2 separate regions of the Homo sapiens genome follow, and region 2 is linked to region 1. The links are chromatin loops, found by intact Hi-C in ENCODE. Cell type or tissue: endothelial cell of umbilical vein. All regions are shown on one strand. Each heading gives the region's core, and the rest is flanking DNA. Links, peaks and the distances in the headings are about the cores only. Region 1 has its middle 27 kb from the start of MAS1. Region 2 overlaps IGF2R (insulin like growth factor 2 receptor).

Region 1 (13,060 bases), core at 3,079-11,078:
AACCAACTCAAAGTGGATTAAACACTTAAATGTAAGACCCAAAACTATGAAACTACTAGAAGAAAATATATGGAAAACACTTCAGAACATTGGTCTGGAAAAGGACTTTATGGAGAAGACCTCAGAAGCATAGGCAACAAAAGCAAAATAGACAAATGGGATTATATCAAACCAAAAATCTTCTGCATAGCAAAGAAAACAGTCAACATAGTGAAGAGACAACCTGCAGAATGGGAGAAAACATTTGCAAACTATTCAACTGATAAGGGATTAATATCCAGAATATACAAGGAACTCAAAAACAACTCAACAGCAAAGCAAGACAAATAGAATGTATTTGTTTGGCTCATTAAAACAAATTAAAACATTAAAAATGAGCAAATGAGCTGAGTAGACATCTTTTAAAAGACATACAAATGATCAAAAAGTATATGAAAAATTTCTCAACATCACTGATCATCAGGGAAATCCAAAGCAAAACCACAATGAGCTATTCATCTTACTCCAGTTACAATGGCTGTCATGAAAAGATTTTCAAAATAACAAATACCAGTGAAGATGAAGAGAAAAAGACCTTTTATACATTGTTGGCAGGAATGTAAATTAGTACAGCCATTATGGAAAACAGTATTGAGGTTTCTCAAAAAACTAAAACTAGAACCACCATATGACCCAGCAATCCCACTACTGGGTATATATCCGAAAGAAAGGAAATAAGTACGTTGAAGAGATAGCTTCATTCCCATGTTTATTGTAGCACTATTCATACTAGTGAAGATATGGAATCAATCTAAGTGTCCATCAATGGATGAATAGATTTTTTAATGTGATATACTATGTACATATATTACGCATCCAAGAAAATTTTAAAAAAAGAAAATGTGGTACATATATACACAATGGAATACTATTTGGCCATAAAAAAGAACAAAAATCTGTGTCATTTGCAACAACATGAATGAGTTTGGAGGACATTATGTTAAGTGAAATAAGCCAGGCACAGAAAGATAAAACATGTTCTCATCTGTGAAAGCTAAAAAAGTTGATCTCACAGAAGTAGAGCATAGAAGAGTGGTTACTAGACACTGGGAAGGGTGGGGAGGCAAAGCCAGAGGTTAATGAAGGGATACAACTGCACAGCTAGACAGGAGGAATAAGTGCTAGTGTTCTATGGGACTATGGGGTAACTATAATTAATAATTTATTGTATATTTTCAAATAGCTAGAAGAGGAAATTTTGAATATTCCCAACACAAAGAAACAAAATATGTTTGGGGTAATAGATATGCTAACTACCCTGATTTGCTTATTACATATTGTATATGTGTACGGAAATATCACAATGTACCCCATAAATATCTACAATTATTATGTGTCAATTAAAAATAATAATAAACGGGGCCAGTTGCAGTGGCTCACACCTATAATCCCATCACTATGGGAGGCCGAGGCCGAGGCTGTGGATCACTTGAGGCCAGGAGTTTGAGACCAGCCAGGGCAACATGACGAAACCCCGTCTCTATTGAAAATACAAAAAATTAGTCGGTTGTGGTGGCACATGCCTGTAATCCCAGCTACTCGGGTGGCTGAGGCATGAGAATTGCTTGAACCTGGGAATCAGAGGTCGCAGTGAGCAGAGATTGTGCCCTCCAGCCTGGGCAACAGAGCAAGGCTCTATCTCAAAATCAGTAAATAAATAAAAAAAAATAATTATAAATGAAAAATGTATATTGGTCAAGGTAAAGAATAGAACATTTTATTTAACAGTTTAGTAGCTTGTTTTAAATTTTTTTATTGTGGTAAAATATACATAAAATGCAATTTACCATTTTAACCATTTTTAAGAGTACAATTCAGGGGCATTAAGTATAATGACAATGTTGTACAACCAACACCACTATCCATTTCCAGAACTTTTCATCATTCCTAACAGAAACTTAGTGCCCATTAAACACTAACTCCCCATTCTTCTCTCCCCGGCCCCTGGTAACCAGCATTGTATTTTCTCTCTCTATGTATTTGCCTATTCTAGGTTCCTCATGCAAGTGGAATCATATTTATTTTTCCTTTTCTATCTGGCTTATTTCACTCAGCATAACGGTTTCACGGTTCATCCATATTATAGGAATAAATTTAACCAAGGAGGTGTATCAACGTGTGTCAATGTGTCAGATCACATGTATCAATGTGTCAGAATTTCCTTCCTTTTTATGGCTGAATAATGTCCCATTGTAGCTACATACCACGTTTTGTGTATCCATTCCTCCATCATGGGCAATTGGGTCGTTTCCACCTTTCAGCTAGTGTGAATCAGGGCTGCTATGATCCCTGGTGTACAAGTATCTGTTCAAGTTCCTGCCTTCAATTCTTTTGGGTACATACCCAAAGTGTAACTAGGGAATCAAATGGGAATCTATGTTTAACTATTTGGAGAACTGTTTTCTACAGTGGCTGCACCATTTTACAATCCCACCAGCAATTCAGGAGATTTCCAATTTCTCCACATTCTCACCAACACCTGTTATTTTGTGTTTGTGGGGGTTCTTTTAAATAATAGCCATCCTAACGGATATGAAGAGCAGTGTGTGGTTTTAAATATTTAGACATGGGGGATGTGTACGCTTATGCCAGACCCCACATTGTTAGGGTTGGGCCAATTCTTATCACCATAATTGTGTCAGAGAAGTGTATTTGCTCTGTAGGGCTGCCATAAGAATTACCTCAAGCTGGGTGGCTTAAAATAACATAAATTTACTTTCATAGTTCTGGAGGCCAGCAGCCCAACACTAAGCTATCAGCAGTGCCATGGTCCCGCTGAAGTCTCTAGGGAATGGTCTTCCTCACCCCCTCCCACTTCTGGTGGCTTCCAGCATTCCTTGGCTCGTGGCAGCATCACTCCAGTCTCTGCCCCATCTCCCTGGCCTCTTTCCTCTTGTCTCTGTATGTCTTTTTCTGTCTCTTACAAGGCTCTCTCCTTGGATTTAGGGCCTGCCCTAATCCAGTATAACCTCAGCTGGAGCCTTAATCACATCTGCAAGGAGCTTATTTCCAAACAAACTCACATTCTGAGGTTCTGGGTAAACGTGAATTTTGGAGGAACAGCGGATTCCTTTCCCACCTGCTCCACTGCACAGCAGCACAGAGCCCACCTGAGCAGTGCTGAAGGGTGAGAGGTTGCTCAGGGGGCATCAGATTCATGAGGCAAGAGCAGCCCAGGGGGGTCTTTAATGTGCAGTGAAGCCGGCGGAGGTTCCTTCACTCTGGCCCCGATATGCAGAAATACGCCCGTCTTTAATTTTCTAGAGTGGAGCTATTGGCTCTCAAATTCCTATACCCACTTTGTTCGGGAAACATACTTCATCTTGGCACCTCAATGTCACTCTGTCTCTTCTGTTTGAGTAGCTCCTTTCCCGTAAGCAGGCAACTCTGGTTCTAAATTCAGTCATTTCAAGGTTCCAACTCCATGCAGGGCTGTTCTCTCTGAAATCTTTCCTCTCCTTTCCCCTTTGCAGATCAGAGGCCTGCATGCCGGGCCTGCATGCATTGCGGGGGGGCCTGCGGCATCAGGGGCAGTGGGGACCTGGTCCTCAGGGCGCTTACACAGAGGCGGCTGAACGCGCAGGACCCAGAGAGCCGGAGAAGCCTGCCAGGGGCAGGGGCAGGAAGCGTTAGGGCTGGTGAGGGGGACTGGCCTGCCTGTGGCCCAGGGAAGGCTCCAAGAGGCCACAAGGCGTCCCTGAGCCCGGGCTGGCTGTCAGCGGTGTCCCAGGAAACGGGCCGGCCCCACACCTCTGCAGCACCCTGGAGGGAGCCCCCAGGAAGCTGGGCAGAGGTGGACCCCAGGCACAGCCAGGCCCCGGGCAGCGTGGCCCCTGCAGTTGAGGTGACAGGCAGGCCTAAGGCGCCCCTGTTTCCAGGCCTTGCTCTCCCTCAGCTGTCTCTCCTGGCTTTGAGACAACCCCTGCCCCACCCGACATCTCTCCAAGACAGTCACACGAGCACTTCGTTCCCGGCCACCTCCCGAGCCCCCGCACAGTGATACAGGGGAGCTTGTGTGCATCTTCTCTGTGAATTGTGGCAGATGCAGCCTCCCAGGACGCTGTTGCAGGCTCCTGCCAACACACACTCCACCAGCCTGCGGCCACCCAGGGACTCAAGGCTCCTCAGCCCCCCCACTGGCCTTCCAGGCAGGAAGCAGAACACTGCTGCCTCACCTCCAGGCTCTGGAAGCTTCTGGGCCGACCACCCTGGAGTCTGAGCATGGGGAGGGTCTGCACCCAGTCCACCTCGGCCTCCTTTCTCCAGGGCCTACTGGCAGCACTAGCAGGCTCTGGTGATACTGTGGGATCATAAGAAATACGAGATCAGGAGTTCAAGATCAGGCTGGCCAACATGGTGAAACCCCGTCTCTACTAAAAATACAAAAATTAGCCGGGCGTGGTGTCGGGTACCTGTAATCCCAGCTATTCAGGAGGCTGAGGCAGGAGAATCGCTTGAACCCAGGAGGCAGAGGTTGAGGTGAGCCGAGATGGTACCAGTGCACTCCAGTCTGGGCGACAGAGCGAAACTCCGTCTCGGAAAAAAAAAAAAAAAAAACACGCATTGTGGTGTTGTCCCTGGCTCCCAGCCACAGCTCCTAAAACTCTTGTACTTTTCTAAGTGATAAGAATGACAGGAGCAGCTTTTGTTACAATATTTAGATTTTGTCTCCAGTTCCCGAACAGCTCTGGAGCTACAAAGGTGAAAAAGGAGCATCTCTTGTTGCTTGTAGGGAGGCTATTCTTGCTTCATGAGTTTGTGTGAGTGAAGTGACTTTTGGAAAGGCCTAAGGTTGGGGTTGATTACCAGAGAAACCAACCAGATCATGAGGAGACTGGAACTTTCAGCCCCACTCCCCAGCCTCTGAGGGGGCAATGTTGGAATCAATCGTGTCTACGTAATGAGGCCTCTGTAAAAACCCAAAAGGACGTAGTTCTCAGAGCTTCTGGGTTGATGAACACACGGAAGTGCTGGGCCTTCGTGACCCTTTCCCCTCCTTGCCCAGTGCGATTTGGCTGTTCCTAAGTTGTATTCTCCATAATAAACGGGTAAACAAAAGTAAAGTGTTTCCCTGAGTTCCGTGAGCCATTCTAGCAAACGATCGAATTCAAGGAGGGGGCTGTGGGAATCCACAGTTCATAGCCGGCCAGTCAGGAGTCAGAAGGGAGGTCCAGACCTGCGATTGGCATCTGAAGCAGGGCAGCCTTGTGGGGCTGAGCCCTCCACCTGTGAGATCTGATGCTAACTCTAGGCAGATGGTGTCAGAACTGGATTAAATCATAGGACATCCAGCTGGCATCCACAGAAAAATGGAGAATTGGTTGGTGTCAGAAAACCCTGCCTGTTTGGTGTCTGATGTGAAGTGTGTGACAGTAGAAGGAAGCACAGTTGGTTTTCCCTTTCTAGGACCTCGTCCCCTCTTCACCCCACATCCCCACAGTCTGTCTGAAAATTAACACTCCGTGCTTTCGTCCTTCAGGCCAGACATTCTGATATTTACAGCTCGGCCTCAGAAGTTCCCAGAACTCCTGTCCTTCAATGGTATCTGCAATGAACTTTTTTTTTTTGAGACGGAGTCTCACTCTGTTGCCAGGCTGGAGTGCAGTGGCATGATCTCGGCTCACTGCAACCTCTGCCTCCCGGGTTCAAGCAAGTCTCCTGCTAATTTTTGTATTTTTAGTAGAACGGGGTTTCACCATGTTGGCCAGGATGGTCTCGATCTCTTTTATTATTATTATTATTATAATACTTTAATTTCTGGGTTACATGTGCAGAACGTGCAGTTATGTTACATAGGTATACATGTGCCATGGTGGTTTTCTGCACCCATCAACCTGTCACCTACATTAGGTATTTCTCCTAATGCCATCCCTCCCCTAGCCCCCCCATTCCCCAACAGGCCCCGGTGTGTGATGTTCCCCTCCCTGTGTCCATGTGTTCTCATTGCTCAGCTCCCACTTATGAGTGAGAACATGTGGTGTTTGGTTTTCTGTCCTTGCGATAGTTTGCTGAGAATGATGGTTTCCAGCTTCATCCATGTCCTGGTCTTGATCTCTTGACCTCATGATCGGCCCGCCTTGGCCTCCCAAAGTGCTGGAATTACAGGTGTGAGCCACCGCGCCCAGCTGCAATGAACTTTTTTAAAACCCTGTGTGACGTATGTTTATAGTGGCACTATTCACAATAGCAAAGACTTGGAACCAACCTAAATGTCCAACAATGATAGACTGGATTAAGAAAATGTGGCACATATACACCATGGAATACTATGCAGCCATAAAAAATGATGAGTTCATGTCCTTTGTAGGGACATGGATGAAACTGGAAACCATCATTCTCAGCAAACTATCACAAGGACAAAAAACCAAACACCACATGTTCTCACTCATAGGTGGGAATTGAACAATGAGAACACATGGACACAGGAAAGGGAACATCACACACCAGGGACTGTTGTGGGGTGGGGGGCGGGGGGAGGGATAGCATTAGGAGATATACCTAATGCTAAATGACAAGTTAATGGGTGCAGCACACCAACATGGCACATGTATACATATGTAACAAACCTGCACGTTGTGCACATGTACCCTAAAACTTAAAGTATAATAATAATAAATTTTAAAAAAATAAAAAATAAAACCCTGTGTGAGACTCCAGCCAGGCAATTATGTCTGTCCCAGGTGGTGCAGCTTCTCAGGGGAGGGAGCCTCAGCCTCAGGGTAAAGAGCACGGTAACAAGCTCTTCTAACAAAAGCTCATCAACACGTATCTCAAAGAATAGCATCCCCAGCCAGGCACGGTGGCTCAGGCCTGTAATCCCAGCACTTTGGGAGGCTAAAATGGGAGGTTCACTTGAGCCCAAGAGTTAGAGACCAGCATTATAGTGAGACTGTGTCTCTACAAAAAAATAGAAAAAAATTAGGCAGACATGGTTGTGTGTGCCTGTAGTCCCAGCTACTCAGGAGGCTGAGGTGGGAGGATTGCTTGAGCCCAGGAAGTCGAGGCTGCAGTGAGCTGTGATCGCACCACTGCACTCCAGCCAGGGCAACAGAGCCAGACCCCGTCTCTAAATAAATAAATAAATAGCATTTCTCCCTCACATTTGGGAAAATGAAGCTCTATGTGACACGTCAGCAGGCAGAGAAGCCCCTTTAAATTCCTTGTTTTTTGGTGCCATCCAGTGGTGACTTGGATTTTTTTCCCTCAGGTAGGTTTTATCTAAAAGTTGTTCAGTAGGCTGTTCAGCGATAAATTATCAGACAAGAGTGTGTTGCATTGAAACACTCTGCATTACTCATTAAGAAAAAACTCACACCTTCAAAAATTTAACTGCTCAAGGACTTTGAGTTAAACATCGTAAACGAACCACAAACATTCATGCCCCCCAACCTGCAAAAAAAAAAAAAAGAACCACTAAGATGAAGTGAAAAGACAGAAAGGATAGGCGAGGTAATGTTGCCAGGCAAGAACTAGGAACAAAATTTGGGGAGTGAGAACAAGAGGCTATAATCAGAGATGCATGAGAAGAGCACATGAGGGTACTGTGGGCTGAAGGATCCTAAGGTAGCCTCCAATTCCCACCCCCTGGTGTACACACCTTATAGCATTCCCTCCCCTGGAGTGTGGCCCCTCATCAGTTAACTTTGAGTTGATAAAAAGGGATGTTGTCCTGGTGTGTCTAGAGGTAAGACACAGGAAGCACAGCAGATACTCTCCTTCTCCTTCTGGCCTTGAAGAAACAAACTACCCAGGTGGAGAGGACCACCTGCCAGGAAATGGGGGGCACCCCTAGGAGGTGGGAACCTCAGCCCTACAACTACAACAACCCAGGTTCTGCCAACAACCTGAATGGGTCCTGGGCCTCAGAGGAGACCCCAGCCTCAGCTAATGTCTTGATGTCAGCCTGGGGAGACCTCAACAGACAGCCCAGCGGCCCCATAACTGGACTCCAACTGGTGGAAACTGAGATAATAAATGTGTGCTGTTTTCAACTGCTGACTTTAGGGGGATTTATTAGGCCAACAACAGAAAACTCATACATGGGCCAATTCATCCTGAGACCCCTCTGAGAAGAAAACAAGGAACCAGGACCAGGAGGGACAGAACAGAGGTGGAGGCAATGTCAGACACAGAAAAGAACAAAGTGGCAAAGACGGGAAATAGAAAACAAAAGATAAAGTCATCAGAGAGCAATCCAGGGAGCTCAGCACCAAAACACTGTTCAAAGAAGAAATAAAGACAGAGGACAGGAAATTGTCAAATACATAATACCATAAATTTTCCAGGACCCCAAAGCCACAAGCCTCTAGACTCAGAATGTTCAGAGCAATGAATGAAAAAAGACCACATCAAGGCATGCCGTCAATAAATTTCAGAACATCAGGGCTAAGAAGAAGATGCTGGAGGCTTCCGCAGAGAAAAATTAGGTTACATTAAAAAGAGAAAAGGACTCATCATGGCATTGACTTTCCAATAACGATACTGAACATAAGAAAGTATTGGAACCCAAGTCGCCTTCCTGGTATATTTAGCTATAGTTATGTAGGATGTATCCACTGGGGGAAACTGGGGAGGGTATGTGGAACCTCTGTGTACTAATTTTACAACTTCCTGTTAATCTATTTCAAAATAGAAGTATTTTTTAAAGCAAGCATTGGAGCAATGATACCAGAATCCTAAGGAAAAAAATATTTTCAACCTAAAATTCTATACCCATGTCTATCCATGAGGATGTTTCAGCTGCAAATAAGAGCAGCCACCATTTGAACAGGGTTTTAAAAATAAGTTATATTTTCTTGCTATATAAATAAGCACAAAGACAGACCAGGTCTAGGAGTGGCTGGGCCAGGTTCTCTCCTTCTTTCTGTTTTGGCATCTTTAGGGTCAGGCTAACTCTGAGATGGGTCCTGAGGTGAGAGGTGCAGTTCCAGCATCTCATCCAGACCTGATGATGCCCAGAAAAGAAACATGTCTGAGTGTCTCTCTTTTAGAATAAAGTACATTTCAGGCTGGGTGCAGTGGCTCACACCTGTAATCCCAGGACTTTGGGAGGCTGAGGCGGGCAGATCACTTGAGGTCAAGAGTTCGAGACCAGCCTGGCCAACATGGTGAAACCCCATCTCTACTAAAAATACAAAAATTAGCCAGGTGTTTTGGCTGACGCCTGTAATCTCAGCTACTTGGGAGGCTGAGGCAGGAGAATCGCTTGAACCCGGGAGGTGGAGGTTGCAGTGAGCTGAGATCACACCACTGCACTCCAGCCTGGGCGACGGAACGAGACTCCGTCTCAAAACAAAAAAACTATATATATCCCCTCAGGGTTTAGAGCCAAGAATCGCATGCTCATGGTTGAACCAATCTGTCCAGATGGGTGAAATACACTTAGACTACCCATGCTCTCCTCCAGAATGAGCCTCTCTTGAGGCATGTGGCTGAAGAGGGAGGAGTGGACATCCAAATAAGATCGGGATTTTATCAGGAAGGAGGAAGTTTAAATGAATCCTAGGAAGGCAGCCATGGTGTACACTATACCAACAAAACTATGAGTCAAATATGAGGGTAGAAGAAAAATATTGCAGACATACAAGGGCTTACACAGACAGCTCCACTGCTTTAGGTTAGAAAGTTCTCAAGACAGAACCACTAAAAATACAACATGTGGATTTTTTTGAATCCTAATTTTGAAAAATAAAACAAAAAGGGAAAATGCTGTAGTTCAGCATTTGTAAATATGTAGTTCACATTTACTGAGGTAAATTTGAATATGGATACCAAGATTATTGCTAATTTTGTTAGGTGCGATAAAAGCATTATGACTATGTAAGAAAATGTCCATTTTTTAAATATGTTTAGGATTAATAAGATGATATGTGGGATTTGCTTTTCAATCCTTCAACCACAACAAAAAAAGAGGAAGGGCATAGATGAAGTAAATGTGTCAAAATCCTAATATATGTTGGCCCTGTTCCAGCTAATAAGTAAAGAAGACATAATAGAAGCAGAACATAACCCCCTTTGAAACTCTAAGGAATAAACAGATCTTATCAAAGATTTTGAATCTCAGTACTATTGACAATTTAGATTAGATAATTACAGTCACACACTGCAAAATGACATTTCAGTGAATGATGGACTGCATATATGACGGTGGTCCCGTAATGTTTTAATATTGTATTTTTGCTGTACCTTTTCTATGTCTAGATACACAAATACTTACCATTGTGTTACAGTCGCATACAGTATTTAGTATAGCAGCATGCTATACAGATTCGTAGCCTAGATTTGTAGGCTATACCATATAGCCTAGGTGTATACTAGGCTATGACACCAAGGTTTGCCTAAATGCCTTCTATGGTGTTTGCCCAATGATGAAGTCTCCTAACGACACATTTCTCTGAATGTATCCCTGTTGTTAATCAACATATTATTATATTTGTTGGGGGTTAGGGGGCTGTCCTGACTGTTGTAGGATATATAGCAGCATTCCTGTCTTCTACCCACTGGATGCCAGTAGCATCCTTCCTCCCTAGTCAGGACAATCAAAAATGTCTTCAGACATTGCCAAATGTCCCTAGGTGGGGTGGGGGTCGGGGTAAAACTGCTTTTGGTTGATTCAGGTAATTATCAATGGCTGATAGCGCCACAGAAAGAGAGGAGTCAATCTGATGGCTGGAAGTACATCCATGTGAAATAATCTTGCCAAAATAAAATCAGACCTGAAATAGATGGAGGCTCTAGAACACCAAGACAGAGGAACAGGTTAAATGCATGTGGAGACACAGCCAAAAATGACCAGGTTTCTTCAACAAAAATATTGCAAGAAAAAAGGAAGGGAGAAAAACCTATAGGTTAAAAGAGGCTTAAGAGACATAACTAATCACAATCAAATCTTATTTGAATGCTGATTCGAACTAATTGTATTTTTAAAAAGCCAACACATGTATGATACCAAGTGAATATTTGATGACTTTAGAGAATAGTGCTAATTTTTTCAGGTGTGGTAATGGCATTGTGGCATTGTGGTTAGGAGTTTTCTTTATAAGTTTTATTTATTTATTTATTTTAATTTTTTGAGACAAGGTCTCGTTCTGTCACCTAGGCTAGAGTGTGATGGAGTGATCACAGCTCACTGCAACCTCAACCTCCCAGGCTCAAGCGATCCTCCCACCTAAGCCTCCTGGCTAGCTGGGACTACAGACACCCACCACCATATCTGGCTAATTTTTAAACTTTTTGTAGAGGGGGGGGTCTCGCTATGTTGCCCAGGCTGGTCTTGAATTTCTCGGCTCAAGTGATCCACCTTGGCCTCCCAAAGTACTGGGATTACAGGCATGAGCCACCATGCCCAGAGGTCTTTAAATAGAAATGCATAATAAAACATTTACAGATGAATATATGATATCTGGAATTTGCATTAAAATATCCATGGGTTAAAGGGAGTGGGAAAGAGTTTAGCTGAAACAATATTGGCCTTATGTTGATGATTGTGGAAACTTGGAAAAGGACACATGAGAGCTTCTGATGCTCTTTTCTCTACTTTGGTTTTGTTGAAAATTTATCATAATACAAAGTTTTTAAAAAGTCACCTCCCTCATACCCTTTCCTTTAAATTCCTTCATAGACTGGCTACAGGAAAGAACCCATGGAATCCTCAACACAAAAAGCAGTCAAGAAAAGCCCAGGTAATGGAAGGGACGTGGGCCCACAGAGGGCTAGCTGAGAGGGAGGAAGTCTGACAAGGTGCTCCATGGGGAAGCGTTCCCAGGAAAAGTCAGAACAGATTACTCAATATGTTTGAGTATTTAAAAAAAAATAATGTATTGCTAGGCACATGACATACTAAATGGAAAAAATGAGCATAGTATAAGCAAAAATAAGAATAAATACATAGGAAACTGTGAAAGTGAAAAATACAAGGCAATATGTAACTAGGGAAAACAAGAATTTGTCCAAGAAAAAATAAAATAATGACAATAAACCACTTGACCCTTAGATGAAAATGTTTACATTGTTATCATAAAAATGAAAACCTAACTAGCCACCAGCACCAATGTGTGCCACCCAGGGCCCGAGGGCCAGCCTGCCATCACTACTGCCATTGCCAGTGCCACAAGCACTGCCCAGGGACCTGAGGGCCAGCTTGCCATGAGCACTGCCACCACCAGTGCTGCAAGCACTGCCTAGGGGCCCAATAACTAGTATACCCAGGCCCCCTCCTACTACCACTGATGGCTGCTTATGTTACCCAGGGGACCAAGGACCAACCTACTTGATGTTCTTGTCCCCAGAAAAGCCTTGCCACAGCCTCCACTAATAACCACAGCCTAAGCCACTGAAGAACACACAGACCCCACTGACATTGATTAAAGCTGAATAAATCATACAGAGACTACATTACTGTGCCCATCCAGAATCAAAGCCAAAGCACCCTACCCAACCAACACTACAGATACATTTACAGGGAAAATTATTTCCTATGAAAGCCATTCCATAAAATTTGAAGAAGCAAGTATTATACCAGGTGCACACATATTAACATAAGGACAAAGGAAACAGAAAAAAAGCAAGGAAACATGACACTGACAAAAGAACAAAATAATTCTCCAGTAACAGATTCCAAAGAAAAGGAAATATATGAAATGCCTGAAAAGGAACTTAAAATAGTGGCCAGTTGTTACAAGAGAACACGGATAGATAATACAAGAAAATCAGAAAAATAATTCATAATCTGAATGAGCAATTGAACAGATAGATATAAAAAACAACCAAACAGAAATCCTGGATCTGAAGTGCTTCAAAAATAAATTGAGCAGAAGAAAGAATTTTTGAACTTGAAGATAGGTCTTTTGAAATAATTCAGTCAAACAAAAGAAAGAAAAAAGAAAAAAGGAAAAAAAAAAGAATGAAGAAAGCCTATGTGACATTTGGGATACTGTAAACCAAACACATTTTCATAAAATTTGTTCTACAGGAAAAGGGAATGGAAACAGCATAGAAAACCTATTTAAGGAAATAATCACTA
Region 2 (8,000 bases), core at 1-8,000, 230 kb before region 1:
ACTGCCACACGTGGGTGCTGGGAACACAACACATCTGATTCCACGGGAGAGCTGGTGGGAACTCTGCATTCAATTCCCTCCTGGACTCTGCCCTGTGTGCATCTTGGTTGATTTTAACCTGTATCTTTTTGCTGCAGTAAATCATAACTATAAGTGTAACTGCTTCCAGGGAGCTCTGTGAGTTATGGTGAAAGGGTAAATCTGAAGTTGGCTTGGGAACCCCTTCAGTGTGCTGTTGCTGTCAGAAGTGAGGAACCCTTGTGTGGACTCCTTGCATGAACTCTGCTGCTCCCAACCTTTGTCACTGGCTGAAAATCTTTGTGGCTGGTGCTGCTGGGTGCCAGGAATGCAGAGGCGAGAGTGCAGGGTAGGAGACGGACATGTCCACACACAGATGGGGCCCAGAGACAGGCGGTGCGGCTCCGCTCCGGGAGGGCCCCACATTCTCGCTTGGGAGTAGCTGAAGCAGGGGCTGCTGAATGGACTGTTCCACAGGGCTGATGTGGGGAAGCAAACCGCCCAGCAGCTCCACGTCCTGATGAGAGACAGCTCTGCCCTCCCGAAGGAATGGCAAGCCTCAGGAAGAGATAGAAACTTCATTTCTTCATGAAAGATGAAAAGATGTCTTAAAACTAAAGCTACTTCCTGGGGCTGGTGAATGAAGAAAGTGAAAAGGTCTGAAAGGGATTTTATTTACCAAGAATGACTAAATGCGCATGCACAAGCACTCTGAAAGCTGGGGATCCTCAAAGGTCTGCTAGACATACCACTTGTGAACGTGGAGGTCTTATGTGTAACCAGACAAGTGGCCAGTGCTGCGCGATGGAGCGTGAAGACTCCTGCAGACACACCAGCAGTATCACCTGCTATGAGAAGGTGGGCCTTCCCAGGAGGGGCACTGGAGGTAGGTTTGGAATCCTGCAGACACACCAGCGGTGTCACCCTGCTATGAGAAGGTGGGCCTTCCCAGGAGGGGCACTGGAGGTAGGTTTGGAATCCTGCAGACACACCAGCGGTGTCACCCTGCTATGAGAAGGTGGGCCTTCCCAGGAGGGGCACTGGAGGTAGGTTTGGAATCCTGCAGACACACCAGCGGTGTCACCCTGCTATGAGAAGGTGGGCCTTCCCAGGAGGGGCACTAGAAGTAGGTTTGGAAGGATGAGGAAGGTGGGCCAAGGCATTCCAGCACCAAGAGCAGCATATGTAAACCCACCAGGTTACAGGGTGACTTTGGGAACTAGTGAATAACCTGATGGCTGAGGCATGTGTAGGAGCAGCAGCTTGCAAGGCTACCCTGGTACATGGGAGCCTCTCAGACATCTTCAAGCTGTGTCAGAGAGAGCCTAGACTTTCCTTCTCTGCATGATAGGGCCCCTGAAGGCTTCTGAAACAATCCTTCCTTCCTTCCTTTAATCAAGATTTACCGAGCACTGGGAAAGAGGACAGCAAGAGAAGGCACAACCTGTGACATGCAACATCTGATTCTGAATGACTGAAGGATTCACCGAAGTGTGAGGAAGGCAGAGAACAGAGAAACACAGAGTGCTAGCTCCGTGCTGTGGAGTTATGCAAGTGAATGAGGCTGATCAACTTTCCCATCATCAACTCACCCAGAAAGCAGAACATTCACTTTCCCAGTTCTATTCAGGGGCCACAGGTGCTATGAGCAGATGCACCAGGGCGCTGTCTACAATCTGTGACCAGGAGCAGCGATGCTGACCCAGCTTCCCTCCATCAGGTGCTGCCGTCGTGGAGATGCACTCAGCACCAGGGCACGGAGCACCTGCTCCTTCTCGGCGATGCGCTCAGCACCAGGGCACAGAGCACCTGCTCCTTCTCGGCGATGCGCTCAGCACCAGGGCACGGAGCACCTGCTCCTTCTCGGCGATGCGCTCAGCACCAGGGCACGGAGCACCTGCTCCTTCTCGGCGATGCGCTCAGCACCAGGGCACGGAGCACCTGCTCCTTCTCGGCGATGCGCTCAGCACCAGGGCACGGAGCACCTGCTCCTTCTCGGCGATGTGCTCAGCACCAGGGCACGGAGCACCTGCTCCTTCTCGGCGATGTGCTCAGCACCAGGGCACGGAGCACCCGCTCCTTCTCAGCCGCACCAGGGCACAGAGCACCCGCTCCTTCTCAGCGATGCGCTCAGCACCAGGGCACAGAGCACCCGCTCCTTCTCAGCGATGCGCTCAGCACCAGGGCACAGAGCACCCGCTCCTTCTCGGCGATGCGCTCAGCACCAGGGCACGGAGCACCTGCTCCTTCTCGGCGATGAGCTCAGCACCAGGGCACGGAGCACCTGCTCCTTCTCGGCAATGTGCTCAGCACCAGGGCACAGAGCACCTGCTCCTTCTCAGCTATCACTACTCTCCCCTCCCAGAGGACATGATCGGCAGCTCTTTGACATCAGAGCAGGCTGGGGTTTTCTTTAAACACACTTCATTTTTTTTTAAAGAGTTATTACATCCACACACGGTTCAAAAATCAAATTATGAAAGGTATATAGTTAAGACTAGCTGTTCAAAACAAAAGCAGCCTTTCACGATTATGTGAGGGAACAAAGGGCAACACCCTTATTAGTGCCAGTTTAAAACCTTCCTTCACACCCTGGACTCTGCCCTATGTGCGTCCTGGTTGATTTTAACCTACATCCTAACATTTAGGCCAGTTTCCTTTCATCCTTCTTACAAATATAAAATCTCTTACCCTTCTCTAATATTATTTGGCATTCCAAAATAAGGAAGTGTCATGGTTAAAACCAAATCAAAGGCAATTCTGACTGTGCACAGCTCAGCCTCCACCCAACCTCAGAACCACTGGATCAGACCAGGTTTTAGTTTTTTTGTACATTTACTTGATAACTAAGACACAATTTGCCTACAGTGAAATGCTTAGTTCTGACACGTATCGCTCAATCCACTGTCAAGAAATTCATAACAAAGTAAAGAATTAGACCAAGGTTTTTGTTTTAAAAGTGGTCCGAGATTTCAACTGAAGGGAGTTAGTTGAAAATTTTAATCCCCTTCCTTGGAGGAAGTTAAATGTGGAACTTTGTGGGAAGCCACGGATTACCTTGAAGGTAGTACTTGGTCTTGTCAGAGGTTCCAACTTTCCGACTGAAGTGCTGATCGTTGGGCTTCACCTGGCATATGTTGGCTCCAGAGCACGCCGGGTTTCTGGAGCTTGTGATGGAGGAAAGTTGGATCTCATACAGGTAGTTGTCCCCATTGGTCCTCATGTCCCCAGAGGCTCTGAACAGCCTGAAGAGACAGAAAAGATCACAGTGACATGGAAGTCCTTCAAGAAGGCATTCATGACATAAACCCTCAGTCCTCAGAATCACTGCAGGGCCCCAGGATGCTTCCTTTCCTAGGGAAAGGAAGCACGGACACGCTAGGGCAGCACGTCTGTGACCCCACAGCAATTCTGAGGACACCAGTTTCCCTCTCAAGAGGCTTTCTCCCCAACCAGTTCTGGCCTCTGAGTGCTAATCCACCTTCCTCAGGTGCCGTATCCAGCACCACACGGCCCTCGCCCTGTCTGTGCACCTCGGCCACCACCCCCAAGAGCAGCCCCAGTAACACTGCTGAGAAACTTATTTTCTAAACACTGGTAAGCCCAGAAGATTCCTGCTCAAACATGTCAGAAGGCTTCGGCTTCAACCCCTGAGATTATCATGAAGAGAGGGAGAAGGACGGGGGATTTATTTTTACACTCATGAGAATTCACCATCTTTGGTGTTAAAACTTAATGATTGAGTAACGCTTTTCCTCAGTTTAAGCAAAAGATGACGATGACTCCAGCAACAGTAACTAAAACACAGACCTATTTATCCTGCAGTGCTCCCCGATAGGGAAAGAGCGGCATTGCTGGTTTAATTTTGAACACATTTCACAGCTCAGAAGGAAAACGTTTTACTTACTTAAAATAAATATCTCCGAGGCTGAAGCTCTTGCCATTTATAGGGTTGGTGATGGTCCCATTCACCATCTGCACCTCCTGAGGCTTCACGGCGCAGGCAGCCCGGGAGTCCCAGCTGAAGTAGTAAGTGCAGCTGTCGATATCAAACCTAGGAGGAGGGAAGCACAGGCTACAGTCACTTCCCCAGCCAGACATAAGGGAAGACTGCAAAACAATGAACACTGCGGAGCCCTTGAAGCAGCTCACTGGCTTTCAGTCAAGGTGCTGCGAGACTTCAGTTGGGTCCCGAGGCCCCCACTCCCCGGGCTGCGCAGGCCTAGGCAGAATTTCCCGACTCAACACTGACGGCAGCTCGGAGCGAGGGTGGTTATTTTACTCACTTCTTTTCATCACCACAATGGACAGGGAAGATGACTGTGGTGCACACATCAGTAATGTGACAAAGCAGGCAAGCATTCAATATAAATTTTTTAAAATTTGTAAACCGTGCAACATTCAAAACCTGGAAAATTTGCTCCTAGATTTTTAGATTTTTGTTTAAGCTTCTCAGACTCATACATTCATAAATCCTTTGGCAATTTCTGAGTCACCCCTTTTCCAAACTCAGCGTCTGGAAGGAATCAGTTCTGTTCACAAACAGCAGCTCACATGCACCCTCTGTTGGCCAAGCTCTCCCTGGCACCAGATGCAATGTGGCCGGGAAAACTTGAATATAATCCAAGCACATCCCAGGTCCAGATGCAGGTCCCAGCTGCTCGAGGGTCCCAGCCAGGCTGCTTGAACACCTCGGGTGGGACAAATCCACGCCCCTTTGTTTCTACTATGACATTCAAAGGTAGAGGTCAGTTAAGTACTGCTCAGCCAGTGCTAAACCTAGTTCAAGAGACAAGCTAGCCCAGAGAAGTTGCACTGGTCTTGTAACAGTGTCTCAGCACTGTATCTGGAGGTCTTCCCTGCCTGGAGCAGCCCCGCCCAATACAGCACAATCAGCGGCTCTGGCCCTGAGCTCCTAAGACTCAGCCAAAACCTGCCCATGAAAACCCCAAGGAGGAATTCCCTCCAGTATGCTCACTGCACAGTCCCGCTCTGAGCCCCCAGTCTCCTGACCTCTTGAATGCAGGTCTGCCCACCGTCTTTGTACAGGTCAATTCTATCACGGAGGATGCGGTCTTATTTCCACCACACGGATAACCTTTGGAGTACGTGACAACAACTTTGTCACCTGAAACACACAAATGATTGAACTGACATTATTTCTAGTGCATTATAAAAAGCCTCAGGCAGGCGCAGTGGCTCACACCTGTCAATTCCAACACTTTGGGAAACCAAAGAGGGCAGATCACTTGAGGTCAGGAGTTAGAGACCAGCCTGACCAACATGGTGAAACCCCGTCTCTACTAAAAATACAAAAATTATTCGGGCACGGTGGCAGGTGCCTGTAATCCCAGCTACTCAGGAGGCTGAGGCAGGAGAATTGCTTGAACCCGGGAGGCAGAAGTTGCAGTGAGCCAAGATCGAGATGGCGCCATTGCACTCCAGCCTGGGCAACAAGAGCAAAACTCCATCTCAAAAACAAAAACAAAAAACAAACAAACAAAGCTTCAATGTTAGGAGTAAAAATCTGGTTTAAAGGCCAGAAGAAAATAAATTTTGGGCTCCCTAAAGGTTTATCGACCTGTTCTTGCATTCCCACACTCAGGGGTGGTCACCTGGCCCACTGCACAATTGTCACAGCCTAAGACCTGGGGTCAAACCCAAACCCTCCTACTCCCGTACTTTGTGGCCCTGGGTTGCTGAGCTTCTGAGCCTTGAGGGCCTTACCTGCAGAACAGGGCACTGTCCAAAGTGGGCAGGTTTCGGGCATGTATAGAAAGTGCCCAACAAACTCATGTGAACAGTGGGACCCCGGGTAATGGCAGCCTTCATTATCGCTCCAATTGTGTAAACTCTCTCTATCATATTAGGTGCTTTCCTGACAGGTACCCTCATGTGAGCCTCCCAGTAATAACAGAGCACAGAATGGAAAAAGTGAAAAGCCAGAAACAGAAACCAACTGTGGTTTTCTAGGGTCTTCTAGCTTTCAGTCGAGCACTGTCTGCTTTTAAAAGTGACCCATTAAAAGAAAAACCTGAGCCCTCGAACCCGCAGGGTCTGAGAGAAAAGTGAGTACATGCTTTAAGCTGCAGGTATCACTGGGGCAGCATGGCCGCCAGGTTCCAACTCTCAAGCCACCACCAAGAGGCTGCTTGTGGCTGCGCAGGGGGCTGTTCTGGGAACGGTCTGGGCCCAGCCTGGCTGCATGGACAGATGATGTCTCCAGGGCATGGCGCAGGGTGTCCAGGGGAAGCAGGTGCCTTCCACCCTGACCACACACACACAGATCCTTCCAGGCAGGGGCATGCGGTGGAGGCAACATGGGCACAGTGCTCACTTCCCGAGTGTTTTCCACAGGACACAGGCTGAGGTACTGAGGGCTGCTGGATGGTGAGGTGGGAGGTGGGACTCTAGGCTCTCAGGCCTGCCCCAAACTCAAAGCTGCTCCAGCTGAATTTGTTTTAAATATTGGGCTTCTGTGTAAAATTTTGGAAAAAAGAATTCCACTGTTTTACGGAAAATTTTTAAAACTTCTGGCATATGGGATCAAACAAGAAAAAACTTTAATAGTGTAGACAGCCCTTACTGATTGGGCAGGAGGCTCAACCTCCTCGGCTCAGGGGCCCAGCCTGTGAAACGGATGACAACGCTGCCCCATGGAGTGGATGGGGATTAAACATATATTAAGCACAGCTGCTTGAGACATGTTGGTTCTGAAAACAAAAAGTCTACCTCCCACCCCAACAGGGGTCCATTCCCTAAGCGGACAATGGGGGCACCGTGGTTGTCCTTAGATGCTGTCTTGTTGGCGCCAAAGATTAAGAGCTCATTTGGTGTCAGACACCAGATTATTTCTCGTTCCGGTCAGCAGGTGCTCAGGATGCCAAATGCCAGTCCCAGGAGAAAGCATGAGCTCTTCCCGCCAGGCGAGGCTGGACTTGCAAAATGGTGCTCTCCAAATGGAGGTGGCCTGCAGGTCACCGCTAAGAAGTCAGATGATCTAGTTCCATGTCACCCCCTGTGTTCACTACTCTCTTTTGCTCCTCCTGCCTCAAACTTTTAGGAAGCCTTAAGTGTTTTAGTCATTTCAGTTGGCTGAAGTTGGGGAAAGACTAGTCGAATATCCATATATACTGCAAGATTACAGGGGAAAAAGCAACCCTCCACGACCTTCCCTCCTTCCCCCTTCTGGGGCAGTGTGGGAGTGGCAGCAATAACTGACCTCTAAAGCAGTAAGAACCTCCCAGGGAGGGCGGGTCTCAGGCTGGCGGTCTGGGCGCCACTTCCTGTATGGCAGCTCTCCCTCCACCTACCAACCTGCAGAGTCTGTGTGTGATTTTTATCAAGGGTGGCAGTAGTTTTCTCGGAATTCTCTTTCTCCATCTCAACATCTCAAGCTAATCTGAAGTAGCCCTGTGGCTGAATCAGGACAACTCGGGAAACCCCACTCCAGCCTAAGAGGCAAAGGTGAATATTTTCCTTTACTGGTCCCTCCAACAAATCCTAATTGCTCTTACTAAGAAACCTCTATTTTCCTCCTTTAAATAATGAAAGAAAACAACTTTCACTCAGCAACCAAGTACAAGATCAATTTCCCGTGAAAAATTGTTAAGACATTTTACAAAGATGTACCTCTGAACTACCTGTACCAAGTCCTCATGCAACTGTTTGGCTTTCCTAAACAAACACGTGTGTTTATGCCAATTTAGGCACTTGATCTACAGCTAGAACGTGAACTTCAGAGGAACTCTGAACATTCTGAGACTTCCTCCTGGATAGACGCACTTCCCCGAGATAGCCCAACCCCTCTAAACACACAGACTAGGACCTGCAGTCTCATATAATACAAAGCAGCACTTATTTTAATGTGCCAGGAGAGCCAAAATGCCTGTGAGACAGTGACAGGCAATCATATCTGGAGGTTTCCACCAAAGCACATGCTCACTCTCCTTGCCATCCTGAGAACACCCTCACCTTCCCGG

What was found. Hi-C counts contacts between places; a loop is a spot of excess contacts. Peaks named below come from ENCODE experiments on the same cell type or tissue, not always from the same donor. Only the 100,000 strongest peaks of a DNase experiment are listed, where the experiment ranks them.
Region 2: a loop joins it to region 1, with 4 times the contacts of the local background. A loop is called at or near these places in 23 of 110 quality-filtered maps.

The regions. Positions count from the first base shown.
Region 1 is chr6:159,857,605-159,870,664 of GRCh38, reverse strand. No RefSeq gene overlaps it. Among named protein-coding and RNA genes, the nearest start is that of MAS1, 27 kb to the left of the region's middle. In endothelial cell of umbilical vein, for the core only: no CTCF peak of the experiment used is centred there; a DNase peak (open chromatin) is centred at 7,224.
Region 2 is chr6:160,085,179-160,093,178 of GRCh38, reverse strand. It overlaps IGF2R (insulin like growth factor 2 receptor), which reads right to left. Exons shown (of 48, transcript NM_000876.4): 42 at 5,032-5,146; 43 at 3,926-4,072; 44 at 3,076-3,263. It also overlaps the pseudogene CHP1P2. Among named protein-coding and RNA genes, the nearest start is that of SLC22A1, 33 kb to the left of the region's middle. In endothelial cell of umbilical vein, for the core only: a CTCF peak has its summit at 4,569 (motif pointing left); a DNase peak (open chromatin) is centred at 4,588.